3 separate regions of the Mus musculus genome follow, and all the other regions are linked to region 2. The links are chromatin loops, found by intact Hi-C in ENCODE. Cell type or tissue: left cerebral cortex. All regions are shown on one strand. Each heading gives the region's core, and the rest is flanking DNA. Links, peaks and the distances in the headings are about the cores only.

Region 1 (10,789 bases), core at 952-8,951, 350 kb before region 2:
TTTCTTACTGGGGCTTTGGCGCCAGCTGTGGTGGGCCCCTCTTAGGCCCTTCTCTGTGATGGAGGCTTTATAATACATTTTCGATGTTAGTGACACCCAGTTTCAGTGTGGCACCACCCTGCAGTCCCTCACTTCTTCAGGTTTAATTTGATGGCCATGCATCTGAATTGGAAGGGAAGTTTTGGAAGTGGGACTGATACAGGTCAAATGGCTAGGGTCTAGAAGGTGACAGCCACCTGGCATGGTGCTGGCTCAACAGTAGGGACCTGTCTCTGTTCCTTCCATTCCTGCCTTGGACTATACCTGCTAAGTCGCTGTGACAGGTGGGGTCTTGCTTTTGCTAACCTTGCTTACAGAGAAGACTGGGCTCAGGGGAACATCACAGCTGGGTTTTGGTCCTTTCCTTACTCTTCTAGGGACTGTGGGTGGCTGGGTGGCCCCAGCTTGGGACCTGGTCCTGTGTCTCTTCTATGCTGTCCCTCACTTTCTCCTTTCTCCATAGGATGGTCGAGTACTCTCTGGACCTACAGAACATCAACCTGTCAGCCATCCGCACTGTGCGTGTCCTGAGGCCTCTCAAAGCCATCAACCGTGTTCCCAGTGAGTCCTCCCTGCTTACCCATCACCACCCGCCCAGCTTGACCCATTATCTCATTCAGAGAAGACAGATCAGTTCCTTCCATGGCCAGAACCATCCTCATGGCGCTGGACAATGTCACTTTGCTCCCATTGAACTCATGGGCAAGCACGTGGGACCCAGAGGTGCTGGGGGTGGGTGGGTAGGTCTTGATGCCTCTGAGTTCTCAGTTTACTTGTGTTTCAGCACTTGGGAAGCCCAACTGTTCTGGGGTAAAAGGTAACTTGGGTGTGGTCTCCATAGGCTGTCAGAGGGGGCCTGTGTAAGAAAAGAATGTGATTAGCCTAGGTAGGACGAGTTTAGTGCACCATTGGGAAGTCAGTTCTGGCAGGCTTAGACTTTGAGTCTGTCACCTACTCACACACAGGACTATTTATGCCTTTGCCACCTTCCTTCCCACACATCCACACACTTGTCTGTCCATCCACCCATCCACACACACCTATGTATCGCCAGACATCTTGGACCCGTCAGCAGATGAATAATGACAGAGACTAATTTTGTTTTAGCTTAGATGACCTCCCAGCTAGCTCATCTAACTTGATTAACCCTATTATTCTTAACCACATCACACTATGTAGCCCGTTAACCTCTCTCTCAATCTCTCTCCCGGTACATCCGACCTCCTCTGTGTCCCGCTGGCGAATCTTACCCCCTAGATTCTTCTCCCAGACTGGAAACCCCACCTTCCCTTTCCTGTTCCTGCACAGCTATTGGCTGATTAAACCAATCAGCGTGTGAGGAAGGTGTATGTTTACTGTGGCAGGCGGCACACCATAAAAATAACAATACCAAAATCTGGACAGAACTCAGCTCCCTGTCAGTACAGAATTAAAGATTGAATAATACAAAGATGACCTTCGCACAGCACACCTAACACCTACCCACTCACCTGTTCATGGATCTCATTCACTCACCGTTCTATGCATGTGTTCTTGTATCCATCCACTCAAGCATCTACTTACCTGTCCTTCCATCCATCTGTCCATCCTCCCATCTATCTACTCATCTGTCTGTCTGTCTCATTTACTACTTGTTCACTCACACATTTACCTATCAATCTACCTATCTATCTATCTATCTGCTCATCTACCCATTCACCCCACTTTCCCACCTGTCCACCTAGTTATCCATCCACCTCCCCACCTCCCCACCTGTCTATCTACCTCATACCCACCTTACATTGAGAGCTTGCCTTGAACCCACAAGCCCTGAGGTCTGCTCTGCATTTCCTAGACTGTATTCCCTTGATGTTTGAGCCTTGCCTTTACCAGGGAGGGATCTGGACTATTCTTATTTGGGAGGGATGAAGAAACAGTTTCAAAGACATGGTTCCCTCCTCTAAGATGCACTGCTAGAGAGTAGCAGATGTAGGATGCCTCCTCCACCGCCCTATGTTAGGAGTGGGAAGAGGTAGGGACATAGGCTTGGGACTTTTAGGTCTATTTGAGAAGGCCAGGAGATGTTCTTTCTTTCACATGCATGTGTGTATGTGCATTTGCATGTGCGTGTTTGCATATGTTCCCAGTTGCATAGAGGCATGAGGTTGATGTAAGAAATCACCCTTGAACACTGTCTACACCACTCTTTGAGGCTCAGTTTCTTCATTGAGCCCAGAGTTCAGTGACACGGCTACCGTGGCTAGCTAGTTTACTCTGTTTCTGCCTTCCGAGGGCTGTAATTACCGGCAGGCCCCTAGGATAACCTGGCCTTTACCTTGGATCCTGGTGACTGGAACTCTGGTCCTCATGCATGTGAGGCGAGCCCTTTACCCACTGAGCCATCTCCTCATCCCAACACATGGAGGATTTCAGCCATTCAGTGCCTAGAGCTGTGGAAGGAACCCCTCAAACACACGTGAGACCCGCATGCTCGGTAAACATTGATCCATCCTCCCATGAGGAACCACAGAGATGCTAAGGCACAGAGAGTGGTGCCTTGGGTCCAGTAAAGCTCAGGATGCAGGGTTGGGGAGAGCATCTGAGCAGAGACCCTGGAAACCCGGGGATTAGGTACAATGGAGACAAAGAGGAGTGGGGCGTGGCCGGAGCAAAAGTCTAGAAGTCACCAGCCTCTGACTATTGGGGAATCTCAGATACAGGCTGCTTCAGGGGCCAGATGAAGATCAGGAAGTGGGGTTGAGACTGGAGTGACTGGAAAGGTCAACAGGGCAGTGTTTCAGACATGGCCATGTCAGGAGTGTGGGGGGAGCTGGTCACTGAAGCTGCTCTGGTATCTCAGGGAAGCAATGGCTAAGGTGGGGCAGGGCAGAGAGACAGAGGAGGTACTCCGGAGCCAGCTCAAGTCTGAGAGTCATTGGCACTAGCTCTGAGCCACTAAGAGAGATTCAGTACCTAGAGCATAGAGCATGGGCCCATCTCTTATTGCTCCATCTGTATTGCTTCTATTTCTGTCCTGGGGATGGCTGGGGTGGCTGCCTTCATCTCCAGTCGTGTTCCTGGAATGGAGCCTACAGGCCGGGTCACTTTGGAGGTGAGGGGCATGTGACAGAGCATTCTCCACAAGGGCATTTATACAGGATCTTACATCATGGTCTCCGTCAGGCCAGCCCGGGCTCCAACAAGCGTGCCACAGCCATATGAAGTGATGTTAGTGCATGGGCGTAGGCCCAAAGGGACTGGACAGACTTGCAGGGTGTGGGTCTTTCTCCTGCTAGATGGTTTCTGGACAGGTGTGTGGATATAGAGATCTATATGTGTTTTTATAGGAAAACACATGTGCACACATGTGAATGTGTATATGTGTATATGTGTGTAAAATGCATGTGTGCCATGTCATGGTGTCTGTCACTCATGAACACGTATATGAACCCTGGCCACTCTATCAGGTTCCCCAGATCCCTGGCTGGCTACATACAGAGCTTGTTAAGTGACTTTGGGACTGAGGCGGTCTCTCCCTGTCCCACGCACCAGCTTGCCTGTTCTCTGGAGGAGGGCAGGGGTCAGTCCTGAGCCTAGCGTCCCACTGCTCCTGTACGTTCCAATTATCGAAGCTCTGGACACAGATAGCCAAGGGAGGCTCCAAGCCTTGCCTCAGGACCTCTATCAGCTAATGGCGCCCCTGGGAATCCTCAGATGCCCTCTTAGCTGACGGTCACCTCTCTCCCTTTCTCAGAGCTCAGCATTGTGGAGATGCTGAGAATCCCCAGGATCCAAAATATCTTCAGATGGAGAGAGCAACTACATTCCATTGAAAAGACCTTAGGATAAATGATTCTTCCTCTTCCTCCTCCTCTTCTTCTTCCTCCTCCTCTTCTTCCTCCTCTTCTTCTCCTCCTCCTCCTCCTTCCTCTTCTTCCCTTCTTCCTCTTCTTCCCCGTCCCCTCTTCCTCCTCCCCCTTCTTCCTCTTCCTTTTCCCCTCCTCCTCCCTCTTCTTCCTCCTTCTCCTCCTCCTCCCTCCCCTTCCCCGTCCCCCCTTCCTCCTTCTCTGACAGGATCTCTACATAGCCTGATCTGTCCTGGAACTCACTCTGTAGATCAGGCTTCCCAGGTGCTGGGATCAAAGGCATACCTCCCCACTTCCCAGCTTAAACGTACCTTCTTTAGTAACTAAACCCCAAGAGTACAGGACAGTTAGAAAATGGAGATCCCTGAAGTCCAACAACTCAGCCCCCGATTCTGAGGGAGAGGCTCTTTTGTCCTTGGTTGTCCTGTCTTCCACTAGGAGTCACTAGGTAATGAGTGACCTGACAGGGGGCCTGGGCTCTTCAGCTGTGTCTGCCTTGGGATGTGTTCAGCAGTAGCCTGCAGCTCTCTGTTTCACCACTAGATGGCAAGCTAGAGAGCCAGCTCTGGACAGTCAAATTATCAGTGATTAATTGGGAAATCAAGGAGTCAGGGTGACCTGAATCTTAAAAAAATGCAGTGTAGGATAGAGTCTTAACATGATTGTCCAGAAAGACCCAACTAGGGGCCAGAGAGTGCAAGTCCTGTTCTCCACTTTGTTGCGACATGGGCCTCGGTCTCTCTACTGGCACAGAGCAGAGGAGAGGTTGGATTGGCTATGTGGCTCTCCGCTTCGTATAGTATAGGAAGGGGTCCCAGAAGCCAGGGCTCTTGTTATAGAAACTCTCAAAGTATGTCCATCCAGCCCACCCCTGCAGCTTCGTCCTTAGCTCCGGCCTTTAGTGGATAAGGGGCAGGAGACAGAGGAAGGGAGAAGGTCGAGAAGAGAGGCAGGGTCTGAGTTCTGTTTTTTTACTGCTCAATCTGCTATTAGTTACTCCTCCTCTCTGTGCCTTGGCATGATGGGACTGGATTATCTGTAAGGCTGTGTCCCCTGCTGGGTCTGCCTCTGTCTATACCCCCAGCCCTGCGTTATCACAGTGTTTTCCTGAGCCCCATTGGTTGAGTCCTTTCAAATTGAAACGTTTGACTTCCTCCAGTTAGAAACTTGGGCAGTCACTAGAGAGCATGGAGCCAGCCCGTGCTGCATCTAGCCGGCTGTTGCACTCCAAGCTAAGCTGTTAAAAGGATGTCTGCTTGGAGGACTCTGAGCAAACTCCAGGGGGTTGAGTTGTGCCTGGGCTTAGCGTCACCAGCTCTATCACAGGGAACCCTGGGTTGGTCTGAGTTGTCTATACAGAATGGATGGAGTGGGAGCAGTGTTATGTTGCAGCAGGGAGCTCTGAGCTACAGGTCAGCCCAAGGTTCTAATTCAGCTCACCTGTTCTGGGATCCCAGCAAGCCCCGCTCCCTCTTGTCTTAGAATCCTCCAACTAGAAAGCGGAGTTGATATTACTGATCTCCGTCCTGTTGCGTGGCCGCAGTGGCATAGTATGCATGAAGAACTTCCTGCAGAAGGTCAGGTGTGAGCAGTAAAGGGCAGGTTTTGGGTTGAAGATGTGGGGACTCAGGGACATCTTTGCAGAGGTTGGTTTTAGAAGAGTCCATCAAGGACTCAGAGGGCTCAGGGTGTGGGCGGGTATTCCTGAAGACGGAGCATCCTGCTGATGTATCTGGAGCTGGTGTGGCAGGGCAGGGAACTGCACGTTGTGAGGGGTGAGGACTCACCTCTCACCATTCCCTGTACCTGACTGCTTGTGTTATTACCCACCATCCACCTCCACGAGCACCACGTCATTCTGACCACGGGACAACATGGCGATTGCTACAGTTAACTCTGGTCCCTTTTGGGATTATCTGAAGACAAAGGAACATGGTGGGAGTGGGTGGCTCACGTCGGGTTTATTGATAAGTGGCTGGAGTTCATCAAGCACTTTGGCCGACTCCATCACAGTCTCACAGGGCTATGTCACTCCCTCTTCTAACCAACGATGGGATGTTAGGATTGTGTGGCGTCCACTTTATAACTGGAAATTGGGGTGCTGACTTGAAGTGAGGGGCAGTGGCAAGTTTGGGGAAGGTACCAGCCCTGGTACCCAGGTCTGGTTTGGCCTTTCCTATCCAGATAGGAATCCACTGTCAGGCCAGCTGTGTTGAAAAGGGACAGGAAGACCCAGGGATCTTTCCTGGAAGGACCAAGGGAGGTTTATTTGGGACAGGGTCTGGGAGAAAGAAAAATTGTGGAACAGAGCTGACATGGACATTTTGTTTTCTTCCTTGGGCTTGAGTCAGAAGGAATGCTTTGAGTGAAATGTTCCCTGGCACATCCGGAGTTCCAGGGATGCCTATCCTTGATCCCCACCAGAACTGTCTCTTCCTGGGGGTTAAATAGTCCCTGTGGCCTGCAGGAGGGAGGGAGAAAGGAGGAGAGAGAGTGAGTGGGAGAGATGAAGCAGGGACTGCTGCCAAGAACTGCTGTCTTCTCTGAAGAGTAGGGTGGAGAACATCTGGCCAGATGTCTGCTGGGAAGCCAAAGGGATTGTGGGACACGCTAGGGGGTGGGGCCAGGGCAGTCAGTTCAGGTCAAAGGCTGAATCGTGTTCTAGGAACCTGGGAGGTTGCTGGACAGGACACAGTGGGTAGGAGTAAGACTCTTGATGGCTCTTCATCTGAAGTAGTATTGCCTGGGTCCTTTACGCCAGAGCCAGGTCTGGGTCAAAGCAAGGATTCATCTGTAGCCCCTCACCATCAGCTGACACCTGAGCCTCAGGTGGTGGGTCAGCATCCAGGGGTCAGGGCTAAGGCACTGCAAACGCTTTGAGGAGACCTCACAGAGGAGGGTGACAGCACCTTGGGAGAATGAGTGTTGCTTGGGGCACTGTAGGTTGAGAGCATCCCCAGGACATGGGCACTACTGCTTTGGTGTAGGGACTCAAGGCCTGTGGAATGAAGAAGACAGGGTGCTCTGGGACTCTTCAAACTTCCAGGCTGGGCTGGTGCCAGTAATTGTGACCCTGGCAGTCCGACCGTCTGCTTCCTGGCCCGGCCTCCCTGACCCCTGTTGTGCCTCTGATTAGTTGGCTTGGCAACAACAGGGCAGCAGACGGCTTCTCCTTGAGCTCAGCACTTTCCTCTCCTGGCTGCTCTCTGCCCTCCACCAACCTGGCTGGATCAGAAAGCATGCAGCCTTGGGGGCCAGGCCACAGCCAGGGCACGCCTCTTTCTCTGCCATCCCTCCTGCCCCCGGCAAGTGGGTCATGCCCCGGCTAAGGCTGGCACATGTCCCATGATTTCTGCTTGAGTTAGCCTCGCAGAGTGGCCGAGCTAATCTGGGTTGACAGCCCCTGTCTGCGGAGCTCCTTGGGCCTGGGGAGGAAACGCCTACTAGGAAGTGAATCTCCCTCTCGCGCCAGTCTCCTCCATGGCCACCACGGGGCCTCTCAGGATCTCTGGCAGCCGAGGGTCTGCTCTGGGATCTCCATCTCTTAGGATTGGGATGGAGATGTGGTATTTACTTCCCTGCCTGGCATTTGCCATTATGGTGCCAGTTTTGATGCCATCAAGACCCCCCCTCTCCCTGTCACTACTCATATCACACTCCTAGAGCAGATTCTTCTCTCCTGAACCGATTCTTCTCTCCTGAACCCCACACTCTTAGTCCCAATGAAGCAACTCTACAAGGATGACCAGGGACCTCAAACTCATGTCTAGATGGATTCCTGTCTCCACTGATGGATGCTCTGTGACCCCCCCAAACCTTCAAGCTATCCCTGACAATCCCCTTCCTCCCACATCTATGCCACAGCTCTTGATCCCTCCTTCTCAGGATCACCCGGATCCTCCCCGTGTCTCCACGCCACTCTGTATCATCTGGACCTGGCGCTCCTTCCTTTAGCTCATCCCAGTGGCAGGTGTGGACAGGCAAGGCACACAGGGACAGATGGATCAAACACAAAATACCCAGTGGCAAAATACCGGCAAGCCATGAAGTAGGCCTCAAGTGGCTGGGGCAACCTCAACAGTGGGGCATAGGATGGGGAGCCCATTCCTCCTGGCTCCCATCCCAGCCATTATACGGCCACCACTGCCTTCCTGGTCCCAGAGCCTACCAGCCTGTCCTCTATATGATGTGGGCTCTGTGATGGTGTTCAGTGGGCATTCACACAGGATCTCGTGAGCTGTTTTTCAGCGGCCTCTTCTGCTGTGGCCTGCTCTGTTCTCTATGTCTGGCCTTCTCTTGCTGCCTGAAGCTCATTAGTGCAGACATGACTCTTCACCGCCTCTGCTCAGCATACTCTTGCTTTTCTGGTTCCCCGACTCCGTCTGGCATCCCCCCTTTCCTGGCTTGCCCACCTCTATAGTTAGTGACATACGGACAGACAGACAGATCTACAGACTCAGGCTGTTCTCATGTCTTTTGTTTCATGAAATTTGTTTGTTTGTTTTTTAATTCCATTTTATTATTTTATTTTAATTAATTAGGTTTTAAAAATAAATCTTTTCTTTTTAAAAGATTTATTTTATGTACATGAGTACACCACCATGGCTCTGTTCAGACACACCAGAAGAGGGCACCAGACCCCATTACAGATGGTTGTGAGCCACCGTGTGGTTGCTGGGAACTGAACTCAGGACCTCTGGAAGAGCTCACTCAGGGCTCTTAACTGCTGAGCCATCTCTCCATCTTTTGAGACAAGGTTGTCTTCTGTAGCTCAGACTGGCCTCAAACTTGAGGCAATCCCTCTCCTTCATCTGCCCTAAGTGGAGGAATTACAAAGATTCTTCACCACGTCTGACCTTACCGGATTTGATTTGTAAGGCTGATGAGTCCCTGGGGCCCAGAGCCCCGTATGGTGGTGACAGGCTTCCTGTTTAGTCACGGTGGAAGGGAACATCTATTCACCTCTCAATCTCTCTTTAAATTTTTATTTGTTCCTTTTGTTTGTATGGGTGTTTTGCTTGCATATATGCCCGTGCTCCGTGTGTGTGCCAGATACCCATAAAGGCCAGAAGTGGGTATCAGATCCCACGGAACTGGAGTTACAGATGACCGTGAGCTGCCGTGTGGGTGCTGGGAATCAAACCCTGTCTTCTGGAAGAGCAGCCATGTTCCCAACTGGTGAGGCATCTCTTGAGGCCCTTTTGTTCTGTAATCTGTTGTGTCCTGAGGGGCTGTTGCTCTGGGCCGGCCCCCGGGGCAGGACTGGAGAACGTGAGCCTTGCGTGCAGACTTGTCTGGGTCAGAAGCTACATTTAGGATAGTGGAGCCCTGAACCTACAAGAGTCCTTCAGGGTCATAGGTACTGTGACAGAGGGAGAGTGGGCTCAAGTCAGACACCAGCCCATTCCCAGAGGCCAGAAGAGGAGAGCCCAGACCAGGAGAACAGAAGGAGTGAGATGCCTTTCTGACTGTGTGATGGCTCAGAGGGATGCAAGAAGCTGGGTCTGCAGAGAATACAATGGTACAGAGGATACAGTGGTACAGAGGATACAGTGGTACAGGCTAGGGCTGCCTCTGGGAGTGGACCCTGCGCTGTCCTGATAGGGATGTTTTGAATGGACTGTGGGCAGAGTTGAAGAAGAGGAGGAAAAGGAGGAGGATGAAGAGGACGAAGAGAAGGCGTAGTGTGTATGCAGTGTATGTACTTAGTGTAGTGGGACCTGCCTGCCTATACGTGAGGCTACTGAGGCCCTGGGAGGGGTATGTCTTGCTGCCCAGCTGGGACTAGAACCTAGACCTCTTCATTTGGTCTGTGCTGGCTGCCACCAGGGGTGGGTCTAATGTCCCCTGTCCCTTCTTGTGTCCCCTGTCCCTTCTTGGCTGGGGAACAGGCCCTTAGCTAGACTCTTGGGGCCATTGACATCATGGTCCACCTGGCTCCTGACCTAGTCTGAAGGCCCCCAGAGTAAGCCCAGCCTCAGAGAAGGTGGCTGTCAGGGGACAGCTGGGCTAGAGGATGGGCACTTTTGACTAGGTGTGGTGAAACCCAGGAAGGCTGCTTGGAGGAAGAGATAGAGCACATAGAGAAGTCTGGAGGTGGTACTTCCTTCCATGCATGTACTCTTGCCTCTGTCCCTTTGTCCCCCTGTCCCTCGGTCCTGTCCTGCCCCTGATCTCCCCATCTCTATCTCCATTTCTTTCTACGGCTCTGTCTATGCCCCTGCCTTTTGCCCCTTCCTACCTTGACCTCATGCGCCTAGCGCCAGGGTACTAGAGAAAGAGCATCAACATCCTACCTGTCTTGGCTACCTTACTGTACCAAGTATGTAAAAGAAGGCTCAGCTAGGCTCTTTGGGGCCTGACTCCCAATCCCATGGTCCCAATTCCCTGGGCAGCCACGGATGAATTAAATTTGTGCTAAATTCCTAGTTTCCTAATTACACCTTGGCTCTGTGGCCCCGGGATTCCCCAGGCCCTGGAGAGAGGAACCCAGAGAGAGGGGCTGGGCCCCTGGGTGGGAAAGAAGCAGAGGGAGGGGGCTGCCATTCAGGGAAAGTAGCTGGCAGCTCAGAATTTCAATATCCTGGAGAACAAGGGAAATGTAATTAATTGAGCAATAAAGGCCACCCCTGGGAGCAGCCAGGAGCAGCCGGGCTGGCGTTGAGCTGGTTAGTGAGCCACGCGTGGAGAGGAGCCTGCTGCCTCCTTGAGGTGGTCTGGTCCAGCGCCTGGTCTTCATCCACTGCCTTTGCGTGGATTCTAGGATTGCCACTTTCCAGACCCCAGAGCCACTCAAGGACGGTGGCTGTTTTGAGACCTGCTGGTGACAGTGACACCAACCTTTGATTTGTCATCCTTCCTCCCAGACCTGCCCTACTCAACTCATTGGAATCCTCTACAGCAGC
Region 2 (10,789 bases), core at 1,336-9,335:
TGCCTCCTCCTAAGCTCAGGGGCTCAGGCTGAAGTTCAAGATCTCAATATTTTTCCTTCTATGTGAAGCCAAGCCTCAGGAACTTGTAACTGCTTATTTGTATATCCTAAATGTTGTCCTAGAGCTGCTGAGGCTGAAGGAGGCAGCTGTGACCCAGCCTCGGGCCGGTCAGTCTGTAGAACCATTGACTTCACTGTCAGGTTCAACATAAGGCTGCAGCTCTTCGGGGGGAACTTTAAGCAAGAACTCTCTTGTACAAAGTAAAATATGTAAAGCTAAAGCAAGCAGAGAATTTTGGAAAGACTCAGGCAGCAGTAAGGGTCTGTGGACCTCTCCCAAAGCAAGGCCTTGATACAGAGCCTCGAGGTCTCCCAAAACAGGGCACTATGTCTTTCTCCTCTTCTCAACAGAACATCCGTGTCCGCTCTGTGACAGGAATTGGGTTCTACATGCCCATGGGGAAGATCAAGGGGACTCTCTCATCAAAGTTCCTGATGGTCGATGGGGACAAAGTAGCTACCGGCTCTTTCAGGTATGTTGGGCCAGCTCAGGGGAGGGCCCAGGGGACCTGTATTCATGGAAATTGTTCAGGAGTATGCTAGCCTGGAGCTTCCATGGGTATGATTTTTAAGAGTCATTGTCTGTGTCCTGATCGCAAAAGCCTCCTGCCCAGTTCCTTTCCTAAGACTTTCTGTTGACAGATTAGTTATTCCAGACAGAGGACCAGCTCTTCCTAGGCATTAAACAATGCCAGCTTGTCACGGTCCTCTGGCAGCCCATTGTACTTTGAAGGTGGTTTTGGGGTGGGATAAGCAGGAAGTAGAGAGGACAAGATCTGGGAAAGGATATAAGATGTTGTCTTAGTTACTTTTCTATTCCTGTGACCAAACACCATGACCAAGGCGACTTAAAAGAAAGCTTTAGTTTGGGGGGTCATGGATCCAGAGGGTTAGAGTCCATGATCATCATAGCAGGGAGCATGGCAGCAGGCAGGCAGGTGTGGCGCTGGAGCAGCAGCTGAGAGCTTACATCTTATCCACACGCACATGGCAAAGAAAGCTGACGGGGAATGACATGGGTTTCTGAAACTTCAAATCCCATCCACAGTGGCACGCCTCCAGCAAGAAGGCCATGGTCCTCCAACTGGGGACTAAGCGTTCAAACAGATGAGGCTATGGGGGCCATTTTCATTCACACTGCTATAGATGGAGCACAGAGAGATGACCCCAGAATTTGACTAGAAAGGCAAAGTACCAGGTGCATGAGAACCTGTATCTGAGTCATCTCTTTCCTCTGAAAAAGTCAAAGTCAAGGTGAGTCTTGAGTATATTGTAGCCATGAGTAAGTGATCTGAGTCCTCTCCTGCAGTTAAAGTAAGAGTTTTGCAGGCACTGTACGCTCTGGGAACGGTCAGCAGCAGGCTGGCAGTGGTGCAGTTTAGTTCCCATGCATTGCATGCATCAGTGCCAGGTATTTAGCTGGCTATTTCATTTGAGCCTCAAAGTCTTGAGTTAAGAACACTTCCTGTGGCGTGTTCTACCTTAGGTCCTATAAGCCCCACTGTAAAGATGTGCCTCTAGGTCTGACTTCTCAAGCCCCAATGGAAAGGAAAGGAGAATCTGGCCTGGTGGAAGGAGAGTGGTCCAGTGTGAGGGCAAGGGGCACCTTTCTCCAAACATCAGGCAGTGTGCCCACGGGGCAGGCTGAGGCTGGCAGTGAAGGAGCTACTGGTAGGGCACTGGAGAGAGAGGTCCGGGCCCATCCATGTCTCTGCTTTTCTGTCCCCAGCTTTACCTGGAGCTCCTCCTATGTGGACAGGAATCTCCTCTTGCTCCTGACAGGACAGAACATGGAGCCCTTTGACATAGAGTTCCGGGAGCTGTATGCCATCTCGGAGGAAGTGAACTTGCACCAGCACCTGGGCCTGGCAGGCAGGATTGGCCTCAACTACTCCTCCACGGTAGCTCGAAAGCTTATCAACCCCAAGTACGCATTGGTGGCAGGCACCCGCCGTCCTCCAGGAGAGATGATGCGCTGGGCGGCCCGGCAGCAGCGAGAAGCTGGTGGCAACGTAGAGGGGCAGGAGGAGGGCAGTGGCGGTGGTGAGTCTGCCCGGCGTCTGGAGAGCTTTCTGAATGACCTGGTCACAGTAGAGCAGATATTGCCCACTGTGGAGCCCATTTCCCCAAGATTGCAGAGACCTACCAATGGCAGACCGGTCTCTCATGCACACACAGACGCGAAGCACAGGTCCCGAGAGGCACTGCCCCAGAATGGCAAGGGAGAAGCTGCCAATGGGGAGGCCACCCCAGCCAAGGAGGGCAAACGCTTCAGCAGCAGGCTCTTCAGCCGTCGAGTGAAGAGGCCTGCAGTGCCCAGCAGCATGGCCAGCTCCCCCTCCACTGAGACGTTTGCCGATGTGGAGTTTCCTCTGGGAAAGAGGCACAATGAGGGTTCCAATGCCAACATATCAGGTGAGCTCCTGGCCGCACACATGGCCCTTATGGGCTGTCTGCCTCCCAGACACAGGGTACAGTTTGCTGGCAGGAAGCAGGAAGGCTCTCCTGGGTCAGAAGGGCCTCCCCCCAGTCCTGGTCTGTCTCATTGAACCTGGGGACCCTGGGCAAGTCTGCAGGTCACAGTTTCAGATCCTGGTCTCTGAGGGAAGAGTGATGTGTGGTTTGCTTAGTGTTGAGCACAGCAGTGGGTCTGGACGGCCCTTGAGGACTCTTACCTCCATGTTTTCAGATCACCTTCACTGGAACACAGTAAAGGAAGGAAACAGGACAAGCTTTTCTATTATAAATAAACAGAGTCTAGGGCTCTTTCTGGCCACCTTGTTCCTTGCTGTCATCAGGATCTAACCAAACCAGACATATCCCACCTTTACCTGGTCCCACCAATGCCCTGACCCAGCCTCCCAGTGTCTGTGGTAATATGTAGAACTGTTTTCCCCCATGTCTATTTGAAAAGTGGATTTGCCCTCTGGGAGAGATTGTTGATGTGGTGACAACGTTTCTAACCATCGATCTGGGATCTCCTTGAAGCCCTGTCTTTTTTCTCTCTGGAGCAGTCTCCATTATCATCTTTCAGGAGTCTGGTGATGACACCAGACAAAGCAGAATGTGACACAGGATGAGCACCAGGACACCTCTCCCTTTTCCCCTGCCTCTAGTGGGTCCGCGCTCCCTGAGCAGCAAGGCAGGCCAGGTTCTGCAAGGGCACTTTCCTTCGCTTCACCCTCATGACCACTGAGGCAAGATGCAGGTGGAAACTGGGGGAACATGGGAAATGACTATAAGCCTGCCTCAAAGCCAGGCCTGGACCTCTTCCTGTCAAGGAGGAGTGCTTGGTCTCTCATTCCCATTCCCCTTGGGCTTCCCTAGCTCCCCAGCACCAGATGCTGATGTGCTGTGCCTCTTATTTGGAAGGAGGGTTGCCATGGTGAACACCTGGCAAGAAAGAGGAGGGGGTGAGGCCAACCACAAAGGGGCTGTTTCCCAACTCCTGACTGGAAGTGAGATGGAAGCTCTCTTCCCTTGCCCCTCACCCTGAGGTGCTGTTTCCATAGAAACCCAAAGCCCATTGTCTGTCCCTTCCTGCTGCCTCTCCTGTCAGATTCCCCAGCTTAGATGACTTGGGCAGTTAGCGTTTGCCACTGCCTCCTATCTCCGAGCATTTGTACATGGTGCTCTGGAGCCAACAAGCAGACCCCATTGTGCGCCTTTGGGAGCTCTGAGCAGAAGGGCTGAGTGAGAGTGGCTGACACTCATAGGAAAGTCTGAAGTGTCCAGCTTCAGCCTTGGGAAGAACATAGAGGTAGCGTGCGCATACACACACACACACACACACACACACACACACACACACACACACACACTGCCACCCTCATCAAGTCCCTGAAGTCCCAGCGCTCTAAAGACCTCTGGCCCCTGCTTCATTCTTGCTCAAAGGCAGAGTTGAGACACAGAGTTTCTCCTCCCAAAGGCTCTTCCTAACCCCTCTCTACCCCCCAACCCCAGGCTGCGGAACCTCCAGTTCCCTTCTTCAGGGTGGCAGCAGCTGAGCAGCTGACTACACACACACCTCACAGCACAGCATGGGCCCAGCCCTGGGGGAGCTGGAGCCTGGGTTGGATTGGAACCACTTCAGCTTCTTCCTCAGAGAAGGAATCCATCCAGGGAGGGAATCCCCTTCCCACAGGGAGCATGCAAGCGACAACAGACAGTGGTGGCACAATCGCTGCCCTCCCCTCTCCCGGGCTGTCTCCTCTTCTGGAGGAGGAGGGGTAAGCTGGGGAGGGCTTCTGAGGTCCCTTTGAGTTGATGCTGACTGTCCTATCTGTCTCTGCACCCTCTTGTCAGAGAACGTGGGTGGATGACAGGGTGGGCGAAAGAGAGAGATAGGAAAAGCCGAGAGCTGACAGCCTGTAAAATTGCTTGATAAGAAGTATATAGTTGTCAAACAGCATGCAAATTTTTGCAAACCCAGGTGTGGCCCTGGGGAGAATCTCACAGAATTGCCTCCTTTGGGGCTGGGGGGCGGGGGGTGCATAATGGAATCAGCCTGGCGGTTTGAAGACCCAGAGCCCCCTCTAGTGGCTGAAGCTGGTTGTCCTTTGCAGTTTTTCTTTTTCTCTAAGCCTTGCTCCTGCACTGCTATTAGCTGCTGCCTTCCAGGCCACTTGCCACCACCTGCACCTATACAGGCTCTCTGGGACAGAGATTTCGTAGTCTCAGGACGGCACAGCCAGGGGCATCCTTGTTTAGAAATCCTGTGAACAGAGTCTGAACTGCTGGGCTGTGCTCAGAAATCTGCAGTTAAAAAAAAAAAAAGAAAGAAGGAAACAGTATGAAACAGGATTAAGCCAAATAAATCCACCATTCTCTGGATGACATTCTCCATAGAGGTAAAAACTAAGGGACTGATGGCGTTCAGCAAATGTGGAATGCTGGTGATGCTGACTGATAAATAAGCTTTGGAAACCAAAGCTTTTATCACAGCTATTGCCGTGAGGATCCAGTTCATCTTTTAGCCAATCCCCACTGCAAGTCTTTAACATTAAACAGTGAATTAAATCAGAAGCAAGGCACGGGAATGCCAGTATCAAAGAAATTCATGTAGCAAAATAGTGGATTCTAGTGTCTCCAACGCATGAATACTCTCGCTGTTGTTAGCTTAGACTATGCTGGCTCCGGGGCTTCAGTGGAAGAAGACCTTTTCCTGGTTAGACCACATGGTAACAGATTCATTAGCAGCGCATGAAGCACTGAATGTAGATATCTGCATTTTGAATAGGAACCTTGGTTTCCCCCAGAGCTCTCCTACACATGGGGGTCTTCAGATCAACACCAATGCAGGAGACTTAGGCCAAGCTCTATCTTTGGGAGTTGCTAGGTTTGAGGAGGGAGTTCCCTCCTAGGAGGGAACCCCTAGGGGATCAATTGGAAATGAAGAGTGGTTTTCAAGTGTTAAAGAGATATAGTGTGAAATTCTGTCACTCAGAACTCAGGTGGTTTCCCAAGTGTTTCCCTGATGGTGGTACCCCATGAACGGGATCCTTGCACTCCAGTAGGGCCAATCCCTGTGTCCCCAGACAGGCTGTGAGGGAGGGGCAGCATAGTCTCTCTCCTAGATTCCTCAAAGCAGCTGCAGGACATCTTTGATGTCCTTCCTGGAAATCTGAGTCCTCATCAGGGTGGACTGGTGGGAAAGTGCTTCCAGGGCCGAGGGTCTGTGACCTCATTCTTGGGAATATCAGTCAAGTGTTGCTTCTGAGGAGCATGGCTCAGACCTCAGCTGGCATGTGGAACCTGTAGTCAGGTCTGATTATTCTGGCCTATGACCAGCAGAGAGGCCGAGGTAAGCTAACTCTGCTCCAGAGGAGGTAGCTGTACTGTTCACACATGTATAATTTACTTCATTTTATGTGTATGAGTATCTCGTCTGCATGTATATATGTGCACTGTATGCATGCCCGCTGCCTTTATGGTTCAAAAGGAGGCACTGTGTCCCCTGTAACTGGAGTTACAGGTGTTTGTGACCCGCCATGTGGTGCTGTGAACGGAGCTCAGGTCCTCTGAACGAGCAACAGTGTCTTTAGCTGCTGAATCGTTCCTCCAGCTCAGCTGTGCTGCCCTCCCAGTTCCTCTGAGGCTGCTTGGGCCATGGTTACTCTTTCAGTAAGGTGCTAGGTAAGCGTGCTTCACTCAGCGCTGCTTGTACTGGTCTGAACTCCAAATATCTAGCCATTGCCTACTTGTTTCGAAGCATTTGCTCTGTGGGGCACTGTTCTAAATTGAGCAGGGAGTGGAATGAACTAAAGCCCTTACTTGTGGTGCCATTACCTTAGGGACAGTTGAAGGCAGGGAGTGTTGTCACTGCTATACAGGTGTCCAGGGTATGCCTCACTGGTTAAGGAACACTGGAGCAGAGCCTCAGATGGACACATGGACACCAGAGGAAGAATGTTCCAGATAAAGAATGTGACGCCCTAAAAGTTATAAAAAGAGGGGACTTACTGTCAGCGCAGTGCTGTGGTGACTTTCCGTGTTGCTGCCACCACCCCTCTCCTGAGGCACCTTCCAGCTGGCTGTCATCCATGTGCCCCAGGCTGTGGTACTCCCAGTCCTCCTGCTCGCCAGCTTGCATGCCCCTCATCTCTTCGTAGGCTGCAGGATGAAGATCCTCTTTTGGGTTGGTTTAGTTTTTTGGTTTGGTTGGTTTGTTTGAGACAGGGTGTTGTCCTGGAACTCGCTCTGTAGACCAGGCTGGCCTTGAACTCAGTGATCCACCTGCCTCTGCTTGCCGAGTGCTGGGATTGAAGGTGTGCACCACCACTCCTCAACAGTACTAATCCTCCTTGTAGCTTGGCTTTCTCCCGTAAGTCGTCTTTGGGTCATTCACTACCCTGCCGACATACTTTATAAAAAGAAATACTTTGGTTGGCTGGTGTAATTCTTCCACATTAATCTGCATGGGTCTGAGGCGCCTGCCCTTGGCAGTCTCCTAGTAAAATGAACATGGAAGGAATGATGGGACACAAATGATTTTCCCTCAAGCCTGTTTCTCTGTCAGAGTCATGGCAGTGAACCCTGAGGGATTTCATCAGGCTGCCATCCAAACCCAGTAAACCAAAGGGTCAGGTCCTGCTCAAGACTAGCTTCTCAGCCGGGCAGTGGTGGCACACACCTTTAATCCCAGCACTCAGGAGGCAGAGGCAGGTGGGTTTCTGAGTTCGAGGCCGGCCTGGTCTACAAAGTGAGTTCTAGGACAGCCAAGGCTATACAGAGAAACCCTGTCTCGAAAAACCAAAAAAAAAAAAAAAAAAAAAAAAGACTAGTTTCTCTGGGAAGGAGCTGGCAGGGCACAGGCTCCATCAGTGCCCCTGTGCCCTTGGCACACTCCTGCCTCATTTCTGGATCCAGAGATTGATTTTGCTTACCTGTCTTCAAAATGCTACTGCCTCTGGAGATGTACTGGGTATCTGCTTGCTGGGCCAAAACAAACAGAAAAAGCCGCTGAGGAAAGGAAGTGGGAACTGCGCATCCGCTGTTGCTGCTGCAGCAAGGGGCTCAGGGTGGTAGAATTTAATGACTTTCACAGACGCAGCCCTCAGCAGCACCACACAAGGCTGCTGGTTTCCTGTTCTACCTCCCCCTGGGCAGTCATCTGCCTGAGTCTATGGGACACCCAGGAGGGAGGGGCTCAGGCAGTTTTTTTGCAGTAGGTCCTGAGGTGTGAGTTCATTATCGCCCCAGTGAGGCAGTGTCTAGTGGAGCAAAGACAGCAGACCTGGGCAGTGTGGCCTTCAAAAGGCATAGGGATTCACAAAGGGGCTGAAGCAGCCCTGCCTAGCCTAGGCTCTGCCCAGTGCCTCGCCTGCTACTACAACTCACAAGAGGCAGTGTCACCTTAATTAAATTCACAGTTGAAGTGATACAGAGGGTGGTGTGAGCGGGGAGATTGTCTTTATTGTGTAATGGAGGAATAGGCAGGAAGTAACACAGTGGCTTCCACCTGGGAAAAGCAGCCAGCAGGCATCTGAGGAAGTGGACTCTGCCTCCAGGGCTAGCTGGGGTGTCAGGGCTGCCTCTCAGCTCCCCTTCCCCAGAGTTCAGAGCAGGGTTCAACCATGAAAACTGCCGGGGCCTTTTCCTAGGATTATGAGGGAGGTAGAAAGGCTGGAGAGGGGAGAAGGGGGCGCTCTAGAGAAAGGCAGCTCTCCCAACCTCAGGGCCTATGCTGTTCCATTATCTCCCTGGGTCACCCCATGGCACTGTGACCACCCTGCACACTGGGACAGCTGGCCCTCCCCAGGCACTTCTATAACTTAGCTATAGAATGGCTGAGTGGCAGACAGACAGGAGGCTGGACTGGAAGGCCAGGGCCTGGCTCTGACCAATGAGGAACAGGGCTACTACTTGCTTCAGCCCTGCAGTAAGGCAAATAGTTGTGGCTCTCATCCTTGCTACCCCCATACCCTCCTGTGAGGATCCCTGTGACTGCCTTTGATTTCGCTTTGAGAGCTTGAAGCTGCCTACAACATTTAGCTGCTAGTGACAGGAATCTTTAAGTCATTGGTATCTGACTCTAGAGTCCCTGTCTTTTTTGGTCAGAAGACATAGATCACTTGATGTCTCCAATCATGGGGATCCTGTGATCATGGTGAGGTCACCAATGTATGTTTGCTTTCCTGGGTTCCCTGTTGCCCTGGACTCCAGATCAGCAGCGTGGAGGTATTAGCCCTGAACACCAAACTCATAGTATGGATGGTTCAAGGTTGGACTTGTTACTTATGCCCTTCATGTCTGCACTGTCTCCACAGGTAAAGGAATCACCAAGGCCAGCAACTGTGTGATCTCCTGAGCTGCAGTGCATTGGTGGGCAGGACCTGCAGATGCCCACCCATCCGGTCCTATGCTGAGGAGAAGAACATGGCCTCTTCCCTGTACTAGGTCACACATCAGACCCTCAGCAGGCCTCCTACCCTGTAGCCTCCATTCCAGTCTTAGTGCTGGAATTCCAAACAGCAGAGTCTGAATCTCTTCTCAGCATCTAAACCGTCGCATGGCTGCAGCAGACCGCGGTGGCCTGACAAGAAACACCGCTACCTTGTTTACATGAAGTAGACGCCTGCCTAGTGTCTGCTTTCCTTGTTGCCAACCTGTCCTCCACTGGGCCAGCCCTCCTTACAGGTCCTCGGGTGGGACAAGGGCCATTCTTTCTGCCTTGGTAGGACAGAATGTCCAAAGCAGCCCCAGCCACTTTGCCTTCTTCTTGGACATCTGGTGCTGTCTAGTTCTCCATATCCCAGAGGTTGGTGGGAAAAATGGAAGAAGGTGGGACTCTGAGCCAGTCTTGCTCCAGGTGGACTATGCAGCTGGAATGGCTGGAATATTGTCTATTATGGTCTTCAGACGCTCATTTCTGATGGCTCCTGAACTAGTCTGCTACTGGAATTGTGGTGGGGATAGGAATACTTCTGCCTCCCTCCAGCCTGTGGCAGGATCTGACAGTGCTGGCAAAGAACCCCTTTCCTTTCTACACTGTAGCCTGCCTGAGTGCCCTGGGATTCCCTGGATGGTGCTGTTGAAAGCTAGAGCTTGTAGAGTGCCTTTCTCGGGCCTGCTCCTTTCAGTAGGCTTTTGTTTACAGACCCTGTGGAGGGTGGGAGGAGGATGGGCCCTCAGGACATGAACATTTGTGGTTCCTCCCAGCCCACCCCCCATTACCCACTAGGGCTTCCTTCATGAAACTTCAGCCAAAGACTAGCCATAGCCTCTTTCAGAATTGCAAGCTGTTCTCAGAAGCCTCCGTTTCTCTAAGTCAGGTTGGCTTAAGTTCCAGGACAAGCAGCCACCTCCCCTTACAGTGACCTGTCCAGGCTGAGGGAGAGTGAGTGTGACATAGACATCTCCGACTGTAGACTCTGGTCAACCCTCCTGAACAGGCAGAATGACAGAGGGGCAGAAGGCCACAATGAAGCCCTTCTAGGCCTCCAAGCCAAGATCTTCTCTCTTTCCTTTCTGAAAAGACCTTGGGCACCACTAGTACCAGGGAGGGACAGGGGCATCTGCAGAGGCAGCCGGTGAGAGGCAGGGAGGAGGCATTGTGGACTACAGTGGGCAACACGTGGCGGCCTGTTCCTGTATCTGGCCTCCCTGCTGGTGGGGAGGGAGAAGGAAAATAATGGATGGCCTCAGTCCATAGTCCCCTCTGTCCACCCCAAGGTTAGCCCCACCGTGGCTTCCCAAGCCTTTGTGAGGATTAAACACTTCTGGTAAGTGCTTCCTGATACAAGGCTGGCAGTGTGGTGTGTGCTTATTCTGGAGGAGTGGCAGGGAGGCCTGGGTGATGTGGGAAGCCTCTACTGTGGTGGTCACCTTGAAGATGTGGGATACAAGATACTTCAACCATGGGGAACGATGTAGAGAGAATGTAGTGTATGGATGGATGTGTCACCTGCCAACTAAAAAAACCTATAGAAAATGATAGGAGGTAGGACATCCAGGAGGCAGAAAGAATTCTGGGACAGAGCCAGGCACAGGAGAGGTACCAGGGAAGATGTGATGAGACAGACACATGGTACCTAAGCACAGATAACCAGCCACGTGGGAGAATGTAGGTTAAAATAAATGGGATAATTTATGATGTAATAAGAGTAAAGCCTAGCTAGCTATATGGCCAGGGTATTTACAAATATATTTTGAGTCTGAGTCTTATTTCTGGGAGCATGGAGCTGAGAGGAAGAACCGGACTAAACATTTACAAATGGTGCCTCTTTGGG
Region 3 (10,789 bases), core at 1,792-9,791, 190 kb before region 2:
ATGCTGGCAACCACTGTGTCCCCCACTCCTGATCCCCATTTATCTGATGCACTCTGACCATGGATGTCATCTCCCACTAGCCTGAAAGTTCCTGAAAGGCAAAGACCCTGTTTATTTGTCTTTGTTTCTCTTATTGAGACAGGACCTCGACATGGAACCTTGGCTGACCTGGAACTTTCTATGGCGATCAGGCCACCCTCCTGCCTCTACTTCTTAAATGCTAGATCACAGGTGTATAGTGCCACCCAGCAAGGCTCTTGCTAATCGCAGGCTGTTTAGTGGATGTACAATGCCTAACACACAGCAGGCACTTATAATTTTTGTGCAGTGGATAATGTATCCTCTCTTGATAATAAACCCACAGCCATGTGTTTCATTCAAATAGTCAGCCTGGGACTTGCACCCCTAGGAGATTATAGCCATTCTAATAAGTATGTCAACTTAGTTTACATTGAACTTGATTCTCCCTATTGGAACTGTCAATGGGGCTTGCATGACATTTTAAAAATGTATGCATTCATCAAAATGACTTATGTTGGATCACTTCTTCAGCTAAAAATTCATAAACAGTTCAGAAGCCAGAACTGCTCAGCATTTCTGAATTTTATTGTATATTTATATTGACTATAAATTTTATTGTATATTCTCTGATAATTTCATACATGAACCCAGTATATTGAGACCACTCCTACCCTGCAAGTCCTCCATGTGAAGCAGTTACTAGCCTTGTCTTCACTCAGGTAGTTGGGTTCCTTCTGTCTATTCACTCACTTCAATGAAAGCCTTTTATTGTTTAATTCATGTCATCCATTCTCATATTTTTGAATAAAAGGAAGAAAAGGTGAGTTCTAAATGAGTTTAATTGGATTTCTTATACCAACCACATTACATAGTTACTATGCTGATAACATTCTGTATTCTACCACCAGTTCATAATCTCAGACATGCTTTGCTATGCTCTGATGATTGGCATAATGGACATTCATGGAAGAAATGAAGGAACATGATGACTGCCCTCAAACAAAAGGCACTAAGAAATGAGCCTGGTCATGAAGAGAACATGCAAATTTCACACAGCCTGGAAAAGCAACACACGCATTTAGAATTGACTAATAGCGGGGTCCAAACCTGGTGCTGTACTAGTGGCGGGGTCACTGTGACACCTGAGGGTCACATGCCTTTAGATAGGCTCATAAGCTATGCAGCATGCCAGATGCTGAGAAGTATTACAGAGAACACTCACGGGGAAGAGAAAGGCTCCATTAGTGGTGGCTGGGGGCTGGGGATGCTTAATATCCAAGAAGGCCTCCCTGCATCTATAAAGACACGGTGAGATGAAAGTGTGATACTATGTTGCATGAATAGGGCTAGGTGTGAATACTCACATGCACACACACACACACACACACACACACACACACACACAGCCTTCTCTAGAGGCACCGGGAGACATTTACAGCTGTCATAGAAAGGGAAATATACACGTTCCCCTATCTTATGTGTAGTTGCTCTGAAGGGACACTGGTATCTGGAGCCCCAATAGTGCCACTACAATCTGCTAGCCAGCCAAGTGCAAGTGCCTCAGGCAGACAGGCATAGAACCTCTTACAGGCCCTGGAAGAAAACCACAGGGCTGGCCTCGATAGCACTGGTGCAAGGCCATGCTTTCTGCCTATTATTACTGTCTACTTGAAAAACAACTCTTGGCTTATGATGGGGCCCTGATAAGAGAACAAATGTCTGACCACAAAACAACAAGTAACCGTGTCCCCCCCAACAAATGACTGTTATCTGATCCGTGGAGCACAAAGCTAGATGCACACAGCAGCATTCCACTGGCAAATTAGATTGGTGCACATGACATAAGTCACGCCAGCTCAGAGCCCGTGAAAGCACCACAGGCTGGTGGCAGAGATGCCACACCACAACTGCAGCTCCCTCAGCCTACCCCCACAGATTCATGGAGAGCACTGCAGCTATGGGGAGGGACCAACGTCTTAACTAGGGTGTTACTGCTGTGAACAGACACCATGACCAAGGCAACTCTTAGAAGGACAACATTTAATTGGGGCTGGCTTACAGGTTCAGAGATTCAGTCCATTATCATCAAGGTGGGAGCATGGCAGCATCCAGGCAGGCATGGTGCAGGAGGAACTGAGAGTTCTACATCTTCATCTGAAGGCTGCTAGTAGAATACTGACTTCCAGGCAGCTAAAATGAGGAACTTAAACCCACGGCCACAGTGACACGCCTATCCCAACAGGGCCACACCTCCTAAAAGTGCTGAGCCAAGCATATACAAACCATCTCAGACAAGGACGGGACTAGTTTCTAAGGAAGCCTGCATAACACTGCTCAGAAGTGAAGGGACCAATTACAGCCCCACTCATAATGCCCCTGAACTTAAACAGGAAAACTCTTCCCATAGACAGAACTGCAGGAAGAAGATCTTCATATGAAGCAAGGAGAAAGGCAAGATGTGGAGAAGCATCAACAGGAATGCATGAGCAGTGGCTGCAGGGTCCTCACCAGGGGCTTGGAAAGGATAAGATAAGAAGATTGTTTTGTTGGGGGGACTCGGTTACTTGTTGTTTTGTGGTCAGACATTTGTTCTCTTACCAACAAGAAGGTTGGTAGACGGAACCCTGAGGACATGTACTTGAAGCGAGGACACTCATGTCCCTATGAACACAGGCGTGCCAGAAGACATCCACTGTGGAACAGGCACTCCCACATCAGCTGGGGAATGCTCTGTTCAGTCAGAGGCAATGGCTGCTGGCTGGGCTGTGTTGCTCAGTGGGCTGTGGCTGAGAAACAGGGATGCTAAGACTTTGAACTGCCCTGCAGATGAGGCTGCAGTGACAGAAACTTTCCCTCATAGGGTGATCTCTTTACCATGAAGGGTGCTCTCCTGACCATGAACACTACTACCCAAACTGCTTAGACTGGAGGATAACGCCGTGCCCCAAGTGAGGTGCAGAGCAAGGTGGGTTCACATGGACATCTTCCAATCCAGCAAGGTGGGATCCATATGGGAGAGCCATCCCTGCCTGCCTGTAGGCTTGAGGACAGAGCACACTGTCAGAATGTTTACAGGTCTCCCCTTGTGCCTCTCAGCGCCTCGCCTTGCAGCACTGCACAGCTCCATCCAGGAGGTAAAAAGAAAACACCTCCAGGATCATAACACAACGAAGAGAAGCTGAGAGAAGATCAGCCTAATGCCACTCGAGACATGCGTGCTTAGCTCCTGAACAAAACACTGCTAAACCAAATCCAGAAATAAGCAGAAAAGGGAATTTGCCAGGCCAATTGAGGGTTCTCTCTGAAATTCAAGGTTGCTTTAATATTTAGAAATCAATAATTTATGAAAATTGATAGTCTAAAAGAGAGAAATCTGTAGGTATCAAAATAGATGCTAAGTGGAGAAAATCTGAAATATAGTCTTGATAAAAAAAACTGCTGATAAATTGACAATGGGGATCTACAGTGTACAGTGCACAGCGAATGTCTCCGATGAATTGGGGTTGACACCAACCTCTTGTAGGTATGAACCAGGTCTCAGAAGCCTTGGCCGTGCTGTTACCCAGCTGTGTGTGGAGTGTGTGTGTGGGGGGGGGGGGCAGGGATGGGAGAGCCAAACACAAGAGTTTCAGAGTTTGCCAGTGAAGAACTAAGTCTGCCATTATTTACAGATGATGTGGTTTCCAACATGAGATGCTCAGAAGGATCTATCCATAAATCAGGGAAACTGCTAAGAGTTTAAGGGTATAATCAATATACAAAAAATAATAATTCCACTCATCTGCACCATCAACAAACAGAAAATGAAATGTATCAAATGAAGCTTCTTGGAGTAGCCATGAAAACAAAGGTATGTCTCAAGACTCGAGCCAAGCCCCATGAGGCAGACCTGATCAAGCTGTTGTCAACTGACCACAGAGCAAACTGACAGTGCAGGAATATGCCGAGCTCAGCTGCCCTCTTAGAACCCTGCAGAGCACCTTGGAGAGAGAGCCCCATAAGACCACAGGGCTGACTGAGGACTCGGCTCTCAGCCTCCAGCCAGTACCACGGCCAAATACGTGGCAGATTGCTATCCCAGAAAAGACCGAAATTCCAAATCTGAAGTGAAGTTTTAGACCTTAAGTTGAAATTTCATAAGTGTACCATCTTGCACTGAAAGTACATGCACATTAAGCACAAGGGACCAAATCTAGCCAAGATCACAAGACACCTGTCTGTGAAAAGTATAAATACAGAAGGTAAGGATTAAGGCAATGAGATGCATTGCTATTATAAAGACGTCATTTCTTCTAAATTGACTTAAAGATTCAATTCTGTGCCCATCAAAACTCCAGTGGGATTTTTAAGGAACTTGCCAAACTTTGGTGCAGGAGAGTGGAGGGGTGGACAGTCCCTGCTGCTGAAGGAAAGCCCACCAAGAGCGGTTATAAACATAGTGTAATGGAAACTGTTTGCTGTACAGCTGACTTCACATACCTGATGGCTCCAAATAGAGCCCAGGAGCACACTGTATGCATGTGAACCATGCTTTAGAAAACGGGTGGCCCTGCAGGTCACTGGGGGAACGGACAGACTTTTCAATTAATGATTTCTATGGAGAAAAACTGGATGCCTAATTCAATTACACACCACCATCAACTGTGTATTGTTTTATTTGTGAAAAGCAAACTAGTTTTAAAACTTGGGCCCATATAGTGTTACGCGCATGCTCTCAGGACAAGGAAGAAATGTCCCAAATCAGAGAAGACACAAATGCCGGGATCATACAGACTAACACTCCGCCTCATTAAAACTCTGAGCTAGTGTTCTGCAAGGCCTCCATCTGCAGCGTAAAGAGCACAGGGAGCTGCAACCACACAGGAGATGGCGGGCTCAGCCGCCCACCCGGACACAGACTCCTACAGACCAATTAGGAAACACACAAACAAGCAAGCAGAAAAGTGGCCAAGAGATACATGCAGATGCTTCACACAGGGAAGCCCCGGTGAGTCAGCGTGTGGAAGGTTTCCACACTTGCAAACACACTCGGCTCCATTCAAAAAAAAAAAAAAAAAACAGTGTAGAACAAGCAGGAGACCATCTCACCCGTTACCTCAGCAGCTTTTCAAATGTGACAAGATCAGGGCTGGGGGGAAACTTATAGAGACTAGGTCTTTAGAAAACAATCTGGCATGGTTAGGCGTTTTCAAGGAGCCCATATCTAACTTACAAATAACTGGCTTGGGAATTTCTTGTCCATGACATCTAGCAGTCTTGGACAAGTTATATGAGTTCGTACAAGCCCTGCGTGCAATTAAAAACAAAACAAAACAACCAACAAACGTGACACACAGTGCCAATGACAGAGTGCATCTACAGGGAAACACAATGCAGCAGTGAAGGGTGATTGCCACATACAGAGGTGTAAGGCTGAGGGTCCACCACCAGGTGATAAGGAAAAGCTATAACTGGGACGGAAGGCAGGACAATGAGCAGAACGGAAGGCCTGGCCAGAATAGCTTTCTTATTTTATTTTTGCCATGGGCTGAAGTTGCCAAAATCAGAACATGGAAATCAGAGCCATCTGTTGACAGGGTAAGTTAGAGAGCTGGACAGAAACGCAGAAAAATGTGTTTTGAAATCTGCATCAAATCACAGAGACAGAAATAAAAGCCTGCCTTGTTCTAGCGGGGAGGAATAGTGTCACTTTGCCATCGTTTATGTAATAGTAAGAGTGCCATCGTCATCCACGGGAACAGCCCTAAGGTGTGTTAGTTTAGTCGTGGTCACTGCACAAACTGAGGTAATCGGGAAGAACCGTTAAACTCACTGCCAGGGCAGGTTCCAGACTCACTTCAAGATTCTTCAATCTTGACCAATCCATCCCTGAGGTGCTGAGGAGATGCTTCAGTGGGGAAATGCTTGGCATGTAAGCTTGAGGACATGAGTTCGGATCCCATACCCACATAAAAGCCTGCTGTCACCACATATGTCTGTCACCACAGGGGCTCGCTGGCCAGCCAGACTAACCACAATGACAAGCTCCAAGTTAAATGAGAGACCTTATTTCATTTAAAAAAAAAATAGCAAAGCTAGAGGAATCTAGCGAGTATAGGACTCAGACTCCTCATGCACACGCACAGGCGAGTACATATGAGCATGCGAGTGCCCCACCTCGGCCACGCCATCCGGAGAATGGGTGAAGTGGACTAAGCTATAAGCACTCTGAGAGGAAGTGGCCGGCCAAGCTGTTGTCTGCAACCTCTCACAGACACCAAGATGGATGATGTAACTCAAGCCATGAAAATATAGCAGGGTGAAGACATCCTATGAGCTTGGGGAACCAGTCTTAGAGTGTGTGTTTAGTGTTGTGTATATGTGTAGTGTGCGCATGTTGGGCTCATTCCCTTGTGTGTGGACGACTGGGGTTGACATCTGGTGTCTTTCCTCAATCTCTCACCACCTTTACTTTTATATTTTTATATGATTTTTAATACTTAGAACAACACATGCCCTTGAGCACCCTGGCATGTGTGTGGAGCTCAGAGGACAACTTGTGCAAGACCACTCTCTTCTTCCATGTGTGGACTCCAGGAGCAAACCCCAGCCTGTCAGGCTTGGCAGCAAGCACCATCATCAGGCTGGACTGGCCGGCCAATGAGCTTTAGGGGTCCCTGTCTCTGTCTCCTTTCCCTAAAGCTATGATTATAAGAATACATGCATCATACCATTTTTTTCTATCAAATAATTTAATTTTATGATTTTAATATAATTATATTTCTGCCTTCCCCTTTCTCCCTCCAGTCACTGCCATGTACCACTTCCCCTGCCTTGTTCCCTTCCAAATGCATGGCCTCTTTTCTTTAATTGTACACACACACACACACACACACACACACACACACACACACTTACTTCTAAATACATACATACAACCCGATCAGTCTGTATAATGTTACTCGTATGCATGTTTCCAGGGTTGACCACGTGGCGTTGAATAACTAATTAGGGACTCGTCCCTGAGGAAGACCACTCCCCTGCACTCCTTGCTTGCCTGTGGTTCTCTGTCTAGGGCTGAGGCTCCCTGAGTGCTCTCCTTTCCACATTAGCATGCCTCTTGGTATTGTCTACATTCAGATCTTGTTTAGGCAGCCATGCTAGTGCGACTTCATGGGTGTAGAATATCTTCTGATCTACTAGAAGGCATCATCTCTCAGCAAACATCCTGCTTCTCTGGCTTGTACGGTCTTGCTGATCCTTCTTCTGTTATGACTCCTGAGCCTAAGGTGCAGGAGTTGAGTTGCAGATATATCAGTAGGACTGGGCTTTACAACTCTGCATTTCAATTGGCTGTGGTTCAGCAATGGTTTCCCTATGTGACAAAGAGACATTTCTTTGATGAAGGGTGAGGACTAATCTGTAAATATGAAGGCAAATATTTCTAATTTAGATAAGGACTATGCTCTTTTATTAAAATGACAGTTGTAGGCTCTCCTCCAAGATCCATGACCTCAGTACCCTTGAGTAGTTGGCTAGGTTTCCAGAGCCAGGCACAGTTTCCTTCTTGATGAGAGGGCCTTACACCCAATGAGAAAACTGTTGGTTCCTGTCACAGGATGCAGGTCACTGCTGCACCCTTAGTATCACTGTGCCATGCCGGTTGTTGATGCGGTCCGTAGGTAACATGGCTGGGTAGCACTGTTGGTTGTCTCCCTCCTTGCGAGCTGCATGCCACCTTCTGGCCATGAAAACTAGACCTTCAGGAGGAGGCTTGCAGGTCAGATCCAGCTCAAGTCCTCTGGGCCCCATGTGTCTGAAGTGCATGGTGTCTTCAGGAACAGGGACTTACCTTCTACCTCTTGGGGGCAACCAAGGACAACAGAAAAGACTGTAATGTTTTGTGTTTTAGGTTCTCTTGGACAACCCTGACCAACAACTCCAAAGCGGGCTTCTCATGCCTCCTTGGGGACTATATTAGATAGTCTATTTTGTGCCAGGCTTTTTATAGGCCCTGGGGATCTGAACCCAGGTTCAAGTCCTTACACTTGCATAGCCAGCACTCTACTAACTGAGCCACATCTCTAATTTGATGGCTGCTTTTCACCCTGTGAAACACAAACTCACAAAACTATGAAGGAAAGAATCCTTAAACTTCTCTGAACACATCACTGAGAAAGCTGAAAGACAAGTCACAGCCTAGAAGTGATTTGCAACACAAATTATATGTGCATATATATGTAACTCTACAAAATCAATTCAAATGAACAACAAACAATACACAAGACAAATGGGTTAATTATATAAATAGGCAAGCCACAGAGGAGGAAATAAAAACATCCAATCAATATGTGGAGATATTCCAATTATACCAGCTATGTAATGCAACTTTCATACAAGTGATAAAAATATAAGGCTTGACAATATCAAGTGTTGGTGAGGGCATGAAGAGATGGGTGCTCTCCTGTGCTGCAAGCTCAAGCCGGCACTGGTGTTAGAGGAGCTCATTGGGAGCAAAGACGAGCATGAAAATGGGCACTCAGTACAGCTGAGGGAAGCCATCTCTAACAGTCCGGCCTGAAGAACACACATGTATGTGAACAAGGCTATTCACCAAAGCTATGAGTAAAATATATCCAACACCAACATGCCAACCAGCAGGGTATGAATAAGCTATATACTCAGATATTACAGGAGATTAGGAAAAATCTCTGCCTAGTGACAAAAACTCAAGTGGTTGTGTATGTGTGTGTGTGTGTGTGTGTGTGTGTGTGTGTGTGTACTGAACTCTGGTCTTAGAAAAGCAAGTGCTTTTAACACTGAGCAATCTTTCTAACCACCGCCCCCCACCCCACCCCACCACACAGTAGTATTCTTAAACTTCACATAGTTTCAGGAAAAATATAGAATAATGTTCCAAAGCAAAATAAAGTTAGCTGTATATAATTCAAAGTACATAATGTACAAACACACAGAGAAAGGTCTAGAAAATACCCACCAAATTACTAACTGTTAATCCTGTGGGGAGGACGGTGTTGCGAAAGAGACAGTCAGGATGTGGAATGCTTTTATTTCCAGTGTTCCAAGGGTTTCAATGAATGAATACACTCATTAACTCATGTAATTATAAAGCAAGTATAATTTATATAAATTATATAGCAAATTTTAAAATTCTGTAACAGAGGTATGGGGAAGTCACACGAGACCATACTGAAATGAGACCTTAGCACACAGAAAGAATTTCTAACTGCTGTGACATTTTCATTGGACCTTGCTATTTGAATAGGATTTTGTCAAATGTTTATAATTTGATAGAAAGCTGAACGTTGATTGACATTTTCTAAACACACATCCTGGCGCATATCAATGTGCATCTCATTCCAGTGCCTTTTTCTTTCAATGAGGTATGGCCCTCAACGGAGAGGTGGGGGGGTCGGCTCTGCTCCCCTGTCTCCTGGGCTTGGGCAGGACTTTGTGATTGGCTGGATGAAGAGAACACACAGGAAGCACAATGGCCTGGCTTCTGAGATTGATTACACAGCTTCTGCTGGCTCTCTGCTCTCTGCTTGGACAGAAGATGCTCACCCTGGGAACCCAGCCACCATGCTGTGAGGAAGCTCTCACTAGCCCACGTGGAAAGGCCTCTTAAATGGGCTCATGTGGAGAGGAACTGAGGCGCCCCAGTGGATAGCCAGCAGCAACAGCCAGACACCAGAAGGAGCAGGCCTTCAGAAGATCCCTGGCCTGGCCTTTGAGCTCCTCAGCTGAGGCTCAGAGGTCTATCCATCATGGGAGAGGCAAGCCATTCCCACTGTGTCTTGTCCTAATTCCTGACCCAGAGAATCCATGAACATAATAAATGGTATTTACATCACAAAAGTTAGATCAGCATGTTACCATGGAACAAAGACAGTCTAAAGAGAAGGGACTACACACGGGATGTCACAGAGCCTGTGAGTACTGGCTGCTTGGGGTAAGGGGACCTGAACGATCAGCTGGGATCAAACTATGGAAATTTCATATGACAATATGAAAAACTTAGACTTATCTCCCTGGCAGCAGAGAGCTGTTGACAGTTGTGGAGCTGGGAAGTGAAATGCTAGGATCTGCATTTTAGCAAGCCGGGGAAAGGCTGGAGAAAAGAAGGGCTTAAAAATAGGAAAAGGGTCTGGAGAGATGGCTCAGGGGATAAAGTGCTTGCTGCAAATAGAAGCAGGGTAGGCATGGAGCCTGCCTGTAATGCTAACACTCAGGTGGCAGAGACCACATCCCAGGGCAAGTAGGCTAACAAGACTAGGAATTGGGGAGCTCTGGGTTCAGGGAGAGAACCTGCCTCAGTAAAAGAAAAAAAAAGTGGACACCCACTGAGAAAGACACCTGGCATCAAACCTCTTCCACATATGAGAGGTACATATACTTGTACATATATGCCCATATATGAACACACACACACCATACAAACACATACCACACACACACACACACACACACACACACACACCACATATACCACACACACACACACACACACACACACACACACACACACACACACACACACACACCACATGCACATATATTAAAAATAACAGGAAGCACCCTCTACCTGACATGGGTTCTGGCTAAGAACCCCAGGGAGGCATTTCCTCATGTAGCATGTTCTGAAGCCTCTCTTCAGGGTGGTCTCTGATTCTCATCTATACTCTATTCCACTTGTGTCAAAGTGTTAGAGGGGAAATATATATTCAAACAAAAGCCTACCTTGCCTGCTTACTTTATACTGCAGAAC

What was found. Hi-C counts contacts between places; a loop is a spot of excess contacts. Peaks named below come from ENCODE experiments on the same cell type or tissue, not always from the same donor. Only the 100,000 strongest peaks of a DNase experiment are listed, where the experiment ranks them.
Region 1: it touches region 2 in a loop (3-fold over the local background); 15 of 42 quality-filtered maps call a loop at or near these places.
Region 3: it touches region 2 in a loop (2.5-fold over the local background); 6 of 42 quality-filtered maps call a loop at or near these places.

The regions. Positions count from the first base shown.
Region 1 is chr15:80,336,133-80,346,921 of GRCm38, forward strand. Cacna1i (calcium channel, voltage-dependent, alpha 1I subunit) reads left to right here. Exons shown (of 37, transcript NM_001044308.2): 5 at 503-600. Among named protein-coding and RNA genes, the nearest start is that of Gm31319, 52 kb to the left of the region's middle. In left cerebral cortex, for the core only: CTCF peaks have their summits at 4,426 (motif pointing right) and 8,512 (motif pointing right); a DNase peak (open chromatin) is centred at 4,428.
Region 2 is chr15:80,690,123-80,700,911 of GRCm38, forward strand. Fam83f (family with sequence similarity 83, member F) reads left to right here. Exons shown (of 5, transcript NM_145986.2): 3 at 411-532; 4 at 1,789-2,474; 5 at 8,828-10,303. The coding sequence ends at 8,868. It overlaps A430088P11Rik (RIKEN cDNA A430088P11 gene), which reads right to left and starts at 7,488. Exons shown (of 3, transcript NR_045310.1): 1 at 7,445-7,488; 2 at 6,522-6,921; 3 at 903-4,814. In left cerebral cortex, for the core only: a CTCF peak has its summit at 4,595 (motif pointing left); DNase peaks (open chromatin) are centred at 4,163 and 4,605; H3K4me3 peaks cover 295 bases; H3K27ac peaks cover 433 bases.
Region 3 is chr15:80,495,675-80,506,463 of GRCm38, forward strand. The region is part of intron 4 of Enthd1 (ENTH domain containing 1); the gene reads right to left. Among named protein-coding and RNA genes, the nearest start is that of Gm23220, 43 kb to the left of the region's middle. In left cerebral cortex, for the core only: a CTCF peak has its summit at 5,448; DNase peaks (open chromatin) are centred at 4,947 and 5,615; H3K27ac peaks cover 545 bases.